Regions from separate parts of the Homo sapiens genome. Here region 2 is linked to region 1. Evidence: chromatin contacts called from ENCODE Hi-C or POLR2A ChIA-PET data. All regions are on one chromosome and are shown on one strand. Each heading gives the region's core, a stretch centred on a gene start or an enhancer-like site at or near the end of the contact. The rest is flanking DNA. Distances are from core to core; before and after follow the strand shown.

Evidence for each region. A loop is a pair of places that touch in the nucleus more often than their neighbours do. ChIA-PET counts read pairs that join two places held with the same protein, here RNA polymerase II (POLR2A). Pooled maps may share reads with other maps.
Region 2: a loop to region 1 is called in a pooled map, with 5 times the contacts of the local background. The contact joins the promoter of HCP5 here to the promoter of BAG6 in region 1. A Hi-C loop is called at or near these places in 7 of 50 pooled maps. POLR2A ChIA-PET finds 5 or more read pairs at or near these places in 2 of 52 experiments (HCT116 and K562).

The regions. Positions count from the first base shown.
Region 1 is chr6:31,650,555-31,654,734 of GRCh38, reverse strand. It overlaps BAG6 (BAG cochaperone 6), which reads left to right and starts at 2,074. Exons shown (of 26, transcript NM_001387994.1): 1 at 2,074-2,311; 2 at 2,959-3,079. The coding sequence starts at 2,972. It also overlaps a transcript of APOM not described here. RefSeq lists enhancers at 1,466-2,045, 2,046-2,625, 2,626-3,205.
Region 2 is chr6:31,461,069-31,465,248 of GRCh38, reverse strand. It overlaps HCP5 (HLA complex P5), which reads right to left and starts at 2,069. Exons shown (of 2, transcript NR_040662.1): 1 at 1,970-2,069; 2 at 1-1,878. It also overlaps the pseudogene HLA-X. RefSeq lists enhancers at 2,003-2,297, 1,575-2,774.

The DNA of each region.
Region 1 (4,180 bases), core at 825-3,324:
TGCCAAATAGGTTGTCCTTGGATAGCACCAAGTGACTGGAGCAGTTAATGCTGTGAGAGATGGATCTTCCTCGATAGATTATTTATTTACTTATTTATTTTTAAGACAGGGTCTCACTCTGTCGCCCAGGCATGACTTTGACTTCCCCGGCTCAGATGATTCCCGAGTAGGAGGTATAGGTGCACGCCATCACGCCTAGCTAATTTTTTGTAGACACGGAGTTTCACCATGTTGCCCCAGGCTGGTATTAAACTCCTGAGCTCAAGCAGTCGGCCCACCTTAGCCTCCTAAAGTGTTGGGATTACAGGCATGAGCCACCACACCTAGCTTGATAAATTTATATCCCATGGACTGCCACAAAAAATTTGCCGAGGGCTGAGGCTTGCGATTTAGTTAAAAAACAAACAAAATTTGGGTGACCAGTATATTAGAGTTTATTAATACTGTTCTATTTTGGTGTAATGTTTGAATTTTTTTTTTTTTTTTTTTGAGATGGGAGTCTCGTTCTGTTGCCCAAGCTGGAGTGCAGTGGCGCGATCTTGGCTCACTGCAATCTCCACCTCCCGGGTTCAAAGCAATTCTCTGCCTCAGCCTCCCAAGTAGCTGGGATTACAGGCGCCCGCCACCACGCCAGGCTAATTTTTGTATTTTTAGTAGAGATGGGGTTTCACCATTTTGGCCAGGCTGGTCTTGAACTCCTGACCTCGTGATCCACCCGCCTCATCCTCCCAAGTGTGAGTCACTGCGCCCGGCCGAAAATTTTTGTAATAAAAAGCTAAAATGTGGTTAGGCACAGTAGCTCACACCTATAATCCCAGCACTTTGGGAGGCCAAGTCTGCAAGACCAGGCTGGGCAACATAGCAAGACCCCATCTCTATAAAAATAAAATTAGCCAGGTGTGGTGGTGTGCATCTGTGGTCCCTACTAGGGAGGCTGAGGTGGGAAGATCGGTTGGGCTCGGGAGGCAGAGGCTACAGTGAGTTGTGATTGCGCCACTGCACTCCAGCCTGGGCGACAAAGCGAGACCCTCTCTCAAAAAAATAAGCTAAAATGTTAACAGCTTTTTATTGGGGCAGTAAAGTACAAGTGCTCGATCTGGAGTCCTGTAGGCCTGGATTTGTCAATTCTGACACTTATGTTCGTCTAAGTGTACTCACTTAAAAAATGTTAAAAGCTCGTTAAAAGGCTTTTTAAAATAATACACAAAACCCGTAGTATATGGGCTGGCACAAGTGCTCATTAAACAGCTGCTTATTAGAACTCTTAACTAAAATATAACCAGGACCTGGGTATAAACTACGAATCCCAGAAAGGTTGGACACCCCAACAGCGATGTGTCTTTCTGGAGGACTCGCAGTTTCGCGGGGCCGAGGCCCTTGGCCCAGGGCAGGTTAAGAGAAGAGGGCACGGAGAGGCGGTAATGCCTCCACCCCCGGCCTTCGGAAGCACGCTGGCCGGCCTTTAAATTCCCCACGGTCAGGGTCTTGTCTTTCTGTCCACTCGGACTCCATTTGCTCCCAATTCTCAAACTCGGAAGCGCCTCTTTTCTTGACAAGTCGTGCAACTTAGTAGCACGTTTACTTTTCCTAAAACGTGTCATGTCCCCTTGGCCACACACCGACGAATGTGACGCCCACAGCCCTTAAAACGCCCACCCGGCAGAACCGAAATCTAGCCCAACCAAGCAACCGAGAACAAAATTGACCAGTGCCGCCCCCAAACGCCTACTGAAAGAGTAACTTCCGGAGGCACAGAAGAAAGGGCGCAGCGAGGGCAATAGGGTGGAGAAGAGTTTTAGCTGGCTAGGACAGTGCCGCCTGAAATTATCAGCCTGCCAAGATTTAAACATAGATGAATGTGGCATAATCCCCCATCTCCAAAGTCCAAGGTCCATACGACCGTCCATAGCCCCTCTCGAGGCAGTGGTAGAGTCCCAGCTGGTGACTGTTTTTCAGGCATTTACGGTAGCCACCTCAATCTTCTAGCGCTCAAGCGCGCGCACAGACGTGAACGCCGCCAGAGGGGGGAGGGGGTGGGGCGATGCTTAAGTGTCCACGCATCCGTAGTGCGACGCACGCAGGCGTAGTACGGTCCCCCGGGCGACAGCGGTGGCGGCTCCTCGGGGTGCTCGGCTCCCTCCCACCTAGGCCGGCCCCGGCCCGACTCGCCCTCAGAAACTCACTGTTTGGGGCTGCGGACTTTCTCGTCGTGCCCCACAAAAGTAAAGCTTGGGGACCTGGGGGGAGCCGGAAGTATCGCTTCGAGATCCCCAAATACTATCGGGGAAACGGAAGTGGCCGTCGGTGGCAGGTTTGGGGGAGACCGGAAGTGACGGTCCGTGGGGAAGTCGGGGGCGGAGCCGCGGGGTGGTGGGTGTGTGTGTGTGTGTGTGTGTGTGTGTGTGTGTGTGTGTTTGGCTGTGGGTTAGTTGTGCCGTTCTGCTGGAACACCGTGGGAAGGCAGTAGACGCGGGCAGTCAGCTAGCAGGTCTGTCGCCCCGTGAGTGCCGTTTCGGGTCTATAGTGAGTTAGGAGGGTTCGATGGGCGTGGCGCGCGTGCGCGAAACCACTTTCTCCGCAGAGTGTGGGGCGACCACCGCTTTCGCGTTGTCCCAGGATTTTCCGACCTCTGGGGCGCTTGTCCTGCCGTGACCGGTGATGACACTAGTCTCTGGTCTCGTGCTTCCTTCCTAATCTGACTGGCTCCCTGCTTATTGTGATTGGCGTCGTGGAGCCCCTCCCACCTCTCGTCCTCCAGCTCCCTAAGCCGTCGATCTCCTGCCCTTTGTGTTTCTCTCCCTGTGCCCCGGAATCAGAAGGGGGATGGGGACAGGTGTGAATGTGTGTGTGTGCAGGAGAAACTTTTTAGGTATTGGGGCAGGGATTAATGCTAGGGAGTCTTTCGGGTACACTCTGGTCTGGGCAACAGCGGGCCTTCCTTCCTTCGTTCTTCTTTAGAGACCTGTCGGCCATGGAGCCTAATGATAGTACCAGTACCGCTGTGGAGGAGCCTGACAGCTTGGAGGTGTTGGTGAAGACCTTGGACTCTCAAACTCGTACCTTTATTGTGGGGGCCCAGGTGAGACACCTCACTAGTTCTGGAAGACACCTTTAGCTTTTCCTCGTTTAGGCCCCTTAGCCTGAGAGATGAGCTTGATTTTCTGGTCACCAGATTTTCTTTTTTTTTCTTTTTTTTGAGATGGAGTCACGCCCTGTCTTCCAGGCTGGAGTGCAGTGGCGCGATCTCGACTCACTGAAACTTCCACCTCTTGGGTTCAAGCGATTTTCCTATCTCAGCCTCCTGAGTAGCTGGGATTATAGGCGTGTGCCACTATACCCAGCTGATTTTTGTATTTTTAGTAGAGACGGGGTTTCACCATGTTGGTCAGGCTGGTCTCGAACTCCTTACCTCAGGTGATGTGCCCTCCTCGGCCTCCCAAAGTGCTGGTATTACAGGCATGAGCCACCGCACCTGGCCTCAGATTTTATTTTTATTGATCCCTTTGTTCGTATTCCAGTAGAACGTTTTCTGATGTTTTGTGAGTGAGGCTGATTTTGTTCTGTCCTCCACATGGATAGAACTTAATGCAGAGGGAAATACAGAGGAAGGAAGAATCTGTGTGTCATCATCATGGGTGGACCCCAACCCAAAGGGACAGGCATGGCTCTGGCCTTTGGGAAGGGAAACAGCACAGGAACCCTAAGCAAGTGTGTCTTACTGATAGACATTGGTCAGGTCTATGCTGTGTTCTTAAAGGGTAGAAATCAGAACCCATAATGGAGATAGGTCCTTGATAGACTGTTGAGTGAAATTACTAATTTTTATGGCATAGCTTGAGTCTCTTGAGCTTAAAGCCTTGGACATAGCTATCTGTGTCTTTACTCCTGTAATACTTGGAGACAAATTGCATGTGGGGTGGTCCATGGTTTTCTAAAATGTGATATTACCTGGATATAAGAAAGCCATATATAGACTTGTGATTAGATGTATATAAATACTCTGGTACTTCCCAAGAGTCAGTTTGTAGTTAGGAAAAATATTTCTCTTTTTGCTTTTTTTTTTTTTTTTGAGATGGAGTTTTGCTCTTGTTGCCCAGGATGGAGGGCTGGGGCGCAATCTCAGCTCACTGCAACCTCTGCCTCCTGGGTTCAAGCAATTTTCCTGCCTCAGCCTCCTGAG
Region 2 (4,180 bases), core at 820-3,319, 190 kb after region 1:
GGGTAAGATTTGGGGTGGAGCTGAACCAAGCACCAGTAGGAGAGTCACAGTGGAGGGCCTGGGATTCTGGAGTAAGGCCATGTCATCCACAGCACAGAAATATGCCCCATCCAAAGCAGAGAAATATGTTGGAAGCAACTTTTGGCATGTTACTGTAGGCCCTGATAAGATAGAATGCTTGACCATGGGACACAAAACAACCATGTGATTCCAAGTGCCCCTACGAATTAGCATCTGTGTAACTCATGAAGTCATACATTGGACATGCCCAACAGCATCCATCATGAGATGGAAAAGTTTCTTGTGAGTTGAGCCTGAATCCCATGTTAACATCCCCAGAAAACACCCAAACCTGAAATGGCCCTGAACAACCAAGCAGAAGCACTGAAATTAGCCAGCCTTCCCCATGGGTCAGCCCAGGCCGGGTAGGATGGGTACATAAATGGAGCAAACACAGTGGCAGGGATGAGGCTACCTATGGGTCCAACAGTACTGACTCCCTCCTACCAAGGTAGATCCAGACACTGCCACCTCTAAATGTCCTACTCATCAGCATTTGAACCCAATGATCTTCCCTGGTAGGGCTCTATTTCTTTAGGTGACCAACCAGACCCTAAGTGAGGAGTTGACTACATTGCACTCCTTCCATCCTGGAAGGGCCAGAGGTTCATCTTCACAGGGATAGGCACCTATTCCATAGGTGGGTTTTCCTGTCCTGCTCTCAGACCCTCAGCCAGCACCACTCTCTGGGGGCTGTTGATATTCCTGATCCACAGGCTTGGCACTGCTCTCCGTGCAGTATCTTCGTGGGGGACCCACTTGACAGCGAAGGAGGTGCAGTGTGGCCATGCTGTGGGACCCACTGGTCCTATCACCATCTGCACCAACCAAGGGCTGCTGGCCATAAAGAATGTTGAAAAGAGCTTCTATAGGCACAGCTCAACGCCAGCTTGCAGGAAGCACTCTGCGGGTGGGAGGGTGCCATCTTTCAGGACATGGTGCATTTTAAAAATCAAAGACATCTCTACAGTTCTGTAATCTCAGTAGGAAGAACACGTGGGTCCAGATACCAAGGGGTGGAAGTGGATGTGGCTCCATATCCCATTCCTTCAACTCACCTGTCGTGGGATTTTGCACTTCTCTCCCAAAACCACACTCTGCAGGGTAGAAGGTCCTGGATTCTAAAGGAGGGTACCCTTAAAAGGGGACAAATGAGTGCCCATTGAACTACACATTACAGCTGCCACAGGGGAATTGGACAGTATGTGTCCAGAGACCAGCGGGTGAGAAGAGGAGTCCCCTCCTCTCCAGGCACAGGTAATAGATCCTGATCCCCAGGAGGAGGCATGGCTGCTGTCACACAATGAGGGTAGGAGGAGTTCGTGTGGAACCCAGGGATCCCCTTGGGGGCCTCCTGGTTCCCCTTGTCCCATTGTAAGTGTGAGGAGAATCGTCCAGCCACCCAACCTGAGAGGGTTTGATTTCCAAGAGCCCAGACCCCTCAGGAAGGAAGATTTCAGTCGCATTTCCAGGTAATTTCCCAAGGCCTCGTTCCTGTGCTCTGACATCCTCAGCAGCATTGGTGCAGAGGCCCTACTTCTCTCAGGCTGTTCCCAGCGGGTGATGGGTCACACCAGGGACACCAAAGCAGGACCATTCCTGGGACACAGAGGACTCCTTTGATGGCCAATAGTGGCTGGAGGACTCTTCCACGGCCTTGATCAACTCTCCTTAGATTACCTGTGTTCTAGAATGCATCCAAAACACCTTCTCTCCTTCTGCCCATCACTTGGGGGCACACTTGCATCTCAGTCTATTGCCTTTTCCAGAGTTGTAATGTAAAAATGAGATCATTTCTGCCTTGATTGTAATTGTAATCTGTAATTAAATATATGTGCAGATTTACTCCTCCGGGCGGGCCCCTCGCTCCTTCCCGCAGAGGCTTTTTCCCTCCCGACCCCGCACTCACCTGCCCAGGTCTGGATCAGGGCCACGGCTCCCGAGAACAGCAGGAGGAGGGTTCGGGACTCCATGACCCGCAACCTTGGCGTCTGGGGAGAATCTGAGTCCCGGTGGGCCGGCGAGGACTTTAGAACCAGGAACCGCGGCGACACTGATTGGCTGATCTAGGAACCCAACACCCAATGGAAGTGAGAACTGAGGCCGCATCATGAGTATCCAGGTAAAAGGACCTGACACAGGTTGGGAAAGGTGGAAGAGAGAGAGCGGAGCTCGGGAAACCCCAAAGCTGAGCCGGCCCATCCCAGGCACCGCCCTCGGGGCCTGAAGCCCAGAGAGCCAAGCTCCGGGCCCTGGGACTTGGCTCTTACCCCCTTCTTTTATATCAAACGCTCTGTCTCAATGTCTCCCCGAATCTTGGCCCCGGAGCTGTCTGAGAAACCAGAGAAAAACCCTCAGCATGGGCTCAGTCCCTCTCCCTTCACTTTTCATCCCAGAATCCCCCTCCCTGAACTGGACTTCCTGCCTCCCATTCCTTGCCTGTCCCCCTGGACTCTTCTAGAAGAGAGCTCACCCAGGCAGCTTGATGCCACAGAGTGAGCTTCTCCTGGGAATGGAGGGAAAGACGGGGGTTGTTTTTTCTTTAAATCTGAAAAAGTTGTGCACCTGGGGATTTATGTGGTCTTTTGTCTTTGCAGGTATTTGTTTAGAAACAAAAGAAAGGCAGTTTTTCCATGACTCAGATTAATCTGGAGCAAATCCCTGGAACACTGATCAGCAGTCCCCTTTGACCCCTGCAGCAGTCTTGGGCACTGTGACTTTTTCTCTCAGGCCTTGTTCTCTGACTCATACTCAGTGTGTGTGGGGGTCTGATTCCAGCTCTTCTGAGTCCCTCGGTCTCCACTCAGGTCAGGACCAGAAGTCACTGTTCCTCCCTCAGATACTGGAACTTTCCAAGGAATAGGAGATTATCCCAGGTGCCTGTGTCCAGGCTGGTGTCTGGGTTCTGTGCTCCCTTCCCCACCTCAGGTGTCCTGTCCATTCTCAGGATGGTCACGTGAGTGCTGCTGGAGTGTCCCATGAGGAGTGCAAAGTGCCTGAATTTTCTGATTCTACATTTTTATTTGCCCCAGAGAAAGAATCCACAGTCCACCCTAGGTCCCTCCTAGAAACAAGGGTGTCTGCCTTACAGAAAGATATAAGCGCAGAAGCCTCTGTCTCTATGGAGATGAGGTGTGCCGTCCTCCCAGCACGTGGACATGCGGATGTGCTCACCAACTGGGAAGTTCTCCAAAACTCACTGTCTAGAGGTGTCTATGGAAGTTTCATTGTGTAGGCAAGATTGGTGAAATCATTGGCCATTGATGACTGAGCTCAACTTCCAGCCCCCTTTTCTTCCCCAGAGGATGGGGATGGCAGTGAAAGTTCCAATCCTCTAATCACAGCTGGTGTTTCTGGCAAGCAGCCTCCATCCTGAAACTATCTAGGAGCCCCTCACCCCATAGTCATCTCATTGCCATATTAAAATCATGCTTATCACTGAGGGACTGCAAGCGTTTTAGGACCTGCCTGTCAGGGACTAGGGGCAAAGACCAAATATATTTATTGGATCACAGATCACTTCCTGGTCTTTAACCACATTATTTCTTCTTATAATTTCTATTTATTTATTTATTATTTTATTTTAGAGACAATGTCTTGCTCTGTTGCCCAGGGTAGAATGCAGTGGCACAATCATAGCTCACTGTAACCTCAAATTCTTGGACTCAAGTGATCCTTCCGCCTCAAGTCTCCTGAGCAGCTGGCACTATAGGTGCACACCACCATGGCTGACTAATTTTTAAATATTTTGTAGAAATGCAGTCTCATTATGTGCCCCAGGCTGTTCTGCAACTGTTGGCCTCAAAAGCAATCTTCCCACCATGGCCTCTCAAAGTGGTGAAATTATAAATGTGAGCCCCTTTGCTTGGCCAACCACAGATCTCCTATAGCAGAAGAATCATAGCAGTAAAAAGATACTGGCCCATTACCAGAGTCCTGTTTAGTCATTATCAATTCGCCCATTGCAGTCCAAAAATAGCAATGGTCTCAGCAACATACGGCTTCAACCTTTCAGACATCTGGTAAAAATGAGATAAAAGACAATATCATCATTTGTTTATACCTCTTTTGAGGAGATCATGTTATATTGGATTTTCCTCATTACATACCCCATTTATTC